Linked DNA regions of Mus musculus: region 1 is linked to region 2. The links are chromatin loops, found by intact Hi-C in ENCODE. Cell type or tissue: gastrocnemius. All regions are shown on one strand.

Region 1 (2,500 bases), 88 kb before region 2:
AGGACAGGCGATGAGGTCCCACATTGGAGAAGCTCTCCAGTTTGGCTTCTGCCTGAACTTCATAGTTATTAAATGGATCATCTTCCTCCTCAGGGTCCAGTTTTCTTAACCTACATGAAACATGCTAAAATCACGACAGCCATCCCGCTCCCTGTGACAGAGCATCCCAACGCCTCCTAGTAGAGCAACTAAATCAAGCCAAGATAGCATTGACTGAAACAGATGGTGAGAGCATCCACACCCAGGCCCCAGGAGCCGCTGCGTCTCTCCAGATTTCCGTGACTGATCGTTCCCACACTTGTTCATTTATGCCACCAACAGATGGCTGCTGAGCAAAGCCATGCGCCAGGCACACAACCATAAATACAGGGAGTTCATCTCCTCGGTGGAGAGGTGGATCATGAGCAGGGAAAACACAAACGGCCCACATCAGGACCAGCACCAAGCAGTTGCTTCAGACAGAGCCACGGGGACTCTGCGTTGGAGAGCAGAGTCAGAGGGAATACTCTCGGGGCTGACAACAAGGAAGGGCTAAGCAGAAGCAGAAGCTCAAGACCAGGTACAAAGGCAGAGGTGCTGAGGGGCCTCGGGGCTGCCAGCGTGGGGACACGGCACACCCATCTGAGCTCCTCACATTGCAGCACCACCCTACAGACTCTTCTAAGGACCATGTTTTGGCCACCCTTGTAGCACCTCTACAGCATAACACTCAGGGCACCTATAAACCCCACATTAACTGCATGTACACTCCAGCAAGCAAGCTGCTATACTGTTATAGGAATACCCAAAGTAATGAATACTCGAACCTCACAGAAACTGACCCAAATACAGTAGACACAGCTCCACATACACAAGGCAAGAAACAAGAGCCAGGGTATGACAGTGGGGCGAAGAGGAAGACAGATTTCACCCACTCCAAGACACTCCTTCACTCTTCCAAAGAGCAGCTGTTTCCTGTAATGCATCTCAGGAGAAACCAGCAGATGGCGCCACATCTCTGCCTTGGCTCTGTCTTAGCTGTGCACTAAACACAGCCCTAGTTCTAAGAATTGCACCCTCATGGGAGAGATGGTAGGAAGGGAACAAAGAGCAGTTAAGTGTATTGATATAAAATGGATGCATAAGTCTGCTAAAGCCTCTAGATTCCTCTTGCACTGTCAGAAACAATACTGATATAAACTGTCACTGGTCAAAATGACAACCAAAGACTTGAGATATCTGGGCAGAGTACTGATGAAACCCTACTCAAGTAACAGTGGAGGGAGAAAGACGAAGACACCGGAGATATGAGAGAAAGTCCTGGCAAGCCAAAAGTATGCCCCCAGATGCTGGGGAGGAGAATGATGGATCAGAGCGCACTCTCCCGGGAAAGCAAAAGTGGGGCACCAAGAAGCATGCCCACTGGCACAATAAATCCTAAACAGGCTCAGGAGAGAGCCCCTGGGGCTCCTGAAGAACAGCAGGGCCAGAGCAGGAGCAGTAAAAACCCAGGACAGAAGTAGGGGCCCAGGCCCTCCTGTTTCAGAGAGCTGGCACCTTCTCTCCTGGAATTCTTTGAGGAACATGAAGAACCAATACAATGAAGGAGCACGCTCCATCTTCTCAGAATGCAATGGAACTAATAGCAATATAAAGCCAGGCAGGCACACATACACTGAGAAACAGGTGGCTTCCTTCCAGGGGTTTCCATAAGCATTTGCTGCGGCCCTGAAGCACCCCAAGAAAAAGTGAGTCTCATGACTACACGTTCCTGACTCATTCATCTTGTGAGAATCAGGAAGCAGCCAGTCCCCAATGGATAAACCAGTCAGCTCCTGTATTCAGGAGGTGAGAAAAATCCAAGCACTCAGTTCAGTGACATCCACACACTCTATTCAAGCAAGCATCAAGGGGAACAAGGGAGGCACCGGTGGGGAGGGTGGGAATAGGCTGAAAAGCGCTGCTGAGAGAAAGAAGAGCAGTTTGCAGTTACATCAGAGAAACCACAAAGTGTCCAGTACCTGGACGGCAGGAACTTTACTAGCAGTCCCTGGAAATCCACTTTCTCTTCTTTTTTGCACTTGGTGTTTCGGACCCGGGCAGACCTCCGCTTTGCTGTCTCTCCACTTTCCTCTACAGTCTTCTTACGCTTTACCCCTTTCTTAGACTTATCTCCTCCAGAAACATCACCTTCACAAAGAATGATAATTAAACCATTGCACAATGGCAGGAAAGGGCCCACTGGACTCCTCTTTTACAACCCACCACCACCGACATCTTTCTTCTCAACAGCACGCAGTCCTGAGTCCCTTAATGGTCCTACCCTTCTGGAGCTGAAAAGACCTCAGGCCAGAGCTCAGGACACTCAGAGTCTTTGGGCCCTGCAGTCCATACTCCTGGGGTGGGCAGAGTGAGTGGCACTACCCACCAAATACCCAGTGATAGGATTAGAGCAAGAGACCCATGAATTATATAGAGAACAAAGGGAGCTTAGTCTCAGTCATGCATCTGAGAAAACTAA
Region 2 (2,500 bases):
TTATGTGACTTTTCTATGATTAACCATAATGTTTCACGGAGTCATAATTTGATTCCATGCATATTATAGGACAGTATAATAAAACCAATTAACGAGCTGGGCGTGGTGGCGCACACCTTTAGTCCCAGCACTCGGGAGGCAGAGGCAGGTGGATTTCTGAGTTCGAGGACAGCATGATCTACAAAGTGAGTTCCAGGACAGCCAGAGAAACCCTGTCTCAAAACAAACAAAAAAACCAATAGCTCTTTATTCCTTAAACTATTCAGACTCTTTATTATAATAAAACACAGATGTCTACCAACTTTTGATTGGTTTCTTTGGGTGTGTTACTGTTTTTTTTTTTTTAAAGCATCTTTTATATATTATTGATTTGGGTCTCCTATAGGTTGTGTATACTGTACCTTAAGAGAAGCATGCTAAGGATAGCTGGTGTTCCTTTTAAAGCTTCTCTCAGAGTCAGAGAGGGAGCCAGGATAAAAGACTGGGGCAAAAAGAAACGTTAAGAAAAAAAAGGAAAGGGGTTGGTGAGATGTCTCAGTGGGTAAGAGCACCCGACTGCTCTTCCAAAGGTCCGAAGTTCAAATCCCAGCAACCACATTGTGGCTCACAACCACCCGTAATGAGAGTCTGAAGACAGCTACAGTGTACTTACATATAATAAATAAATAAATAAATATTTTTTAAAAAAAAGAAAAAAAAGGAAAGAAAAAACACAAAATGAGTCTTTATTGCTGGTCAGACCACTCAAGGAATCCTAGCAATTCGAAGCTGCATGCTGGCATGGACCTCCGGAGGGGGTACTGGTAACATTTTCTTGGCTGCCTGTCCCAGGATGCTCAGGATGGTGCTATGAGCCTCCTGACACAGCTCAGCACCCAAGAACGCCTCCACCCTCTCTCGCCATGCTGTCAGCTGAGGCCGTCCCTCAAACAGGTTATAGCCAAGAGCCACGGGCTGTAGAGACAAAGATGGGAAAGTCGAAGAGATACCGAGGGTCCCATTGCAGGCAACACAAGCATCATAGACACAGCCCCATGGGAGGTCTGGGGCACTGTGATCAGATCCAGGACCTGACAGCAGCCAGAAGCTGCCCCCCACCCCACTCCCCACTTCCCACCTAGACAGGAAACAAATCACACAAAGTTCCCCTCTATGGTTCTGGCTTTTCCCAGACCACAGTGCTTTGGACTTGGGGAAGTAGCAAAAAGAAGAGTCCGCCCTTAGCTACTACTACCCCATCTGCTGGTCTCCTACCTGCATCAACTCCTCCAGAGACATGAGATCCGCTAGCGTCACCTGCTGGCCAACAAGGAAGGCCCTGTCCCTGAGGAACTTGTCCTCCAGCTGTTGCAGAACCAGGACCATTCTATCTCTGTTCCGTTCCACCTTCTCCTGGGGAACCTGGACCCCAATGAGTGGCCCCAACACCTGGCAGAACGACAGAAGAGCTCAATCTATAAATAAGCCTGACTCTTACTGGGTGCCCAAGGTTCAGCCCCTCCCCAGAGGACCCTGGATACCTTGGTCCATAGGAGCACTCCGAAAGTACCACGGATGTTGTCGGCATGCCAGCCCAGGTATTCGTGGACTTGGGCACGGGCCTGTAGGTCGGCCGGGTACCAGTGGTCTGCCACCTGGTACTTGGAACTCAGGTAAATCAAGATGGCTGTGCTGGGAATCATAGAAGAGGGGCTATATGGACCATGGGAAGAGGGGATTTAAGGACCTTGGCTGTTTCCCATCCCTTGGCGGGGCCTTCAGAATTCTCACATTTGAAGTACTTCCCTCTGGTCTCACCACCTATCTCTCCATGACTCTTGCCTGTCCCCAGAGCCTTTCTTCTCTGCAATGTTGTGCATGGTGAAACCCAGAGACACACACAGACACACACAGACAGACACCAGCAAGAGCTCTGCCCCTCTCCAGGTCGCCTCTTTTTTTGATGTCGTGGACACTGACCCCTGGCCAGACCTTTTTCTCTCCGCCTTTCTTTTTTGGTGGTGGTTGTTGTTGTTTTGTGGGTTTTTTTTTGTTGTTGTTTTGTTTTGTTTTTTAGCTCTCTGACACTAGACTCTAATGGGAGAACCAAACAGTCTGTGAGCCCTGACCCTTTCATTGGTCTCCGGGGCCAAGCTTTGGCGGATTAAACAGGACATCTAGGAAGTTAGGAGAAGCCCTTCCTAGTCCTTTGTTGAATCTACATTTTTTTTTCCCTAACCCTTGACAATCGTCCCCTTGTCGCCTTCCAATACCCCTCAATCAGGATAGGGAGGCCTGGAGGGGGAGGGGGGGAGTCCAGCAGATGAAACAGGACAGAAGCAAGGGACATGCTGGATCAGCCCTCTAGTCTTCCAGGACCCCTTCCCACAGAGTCTGCTCTAGCCAGGCCCCCTCACAGCCTAGGGTCGGAGTCGGCCAGGGCCCCGCCCCGCACCCCACTCCAACGGAAGTGGGGCGGCCAAAGGGAGCCGGAGGAGGTAGTGAGGGCTCTGGGTATATT

Evidence for each region. Peaks named below come from ENCODE experiments on the same cell type or tissue, not always from the same donor. Only the 100,000 strongest peaks of a DNase experiment are listed, where the experiment ranks them.
Region 1: a loop joins it to region 2, with 8 times the contacts of the local background. A loop is called at or near these places in 13 of 42 quality-filtered maps.

The regions. Positions count from the first base shown.
Region 1 is chr10:75,743,229-75,745,728 of GRCm38, forward strand. It overlaps Cabin1 (calcineurin binding protein 1), which reads right to left. Exons shown (of 37, transcript NM_172549.3): 10 at 2,001-2,169; 11 at 1-110. Among named protein-coding and RNA genes, the nearest start is that of Cabin1, 20 kb to the right of the region's middle. In gastrocnemius, no CTCF peak of the experiment used is centred here; DNase peaks (open chromatin) are centred at 303 and 988.
Region 2 is chr10:75,831,141-75,833,640 of GRCm38, forward strand. It overlaps Gstt2 (glutathione S-transferase, theta 2), which reads right to left. Exons shown (of 5, transcript NM_010361.2): 3 at 1,521-1,671; 4 at 1,255-1,428; 5 at 705-954. The coding sequence ends at 745. Among named protein-coding and RNA genes, the nearest start is that of Gstt2, 2.5 kb to the right of the region's middle. In gastrocnemius, a CTCF peak has its summit at 1,280 (motif pointing left); DNase peaks (open chromatin) are centred at 1,329 and 1,519; H3K4me3 peaks cover 688 bases; H3K27ac peaks cover 827 bases.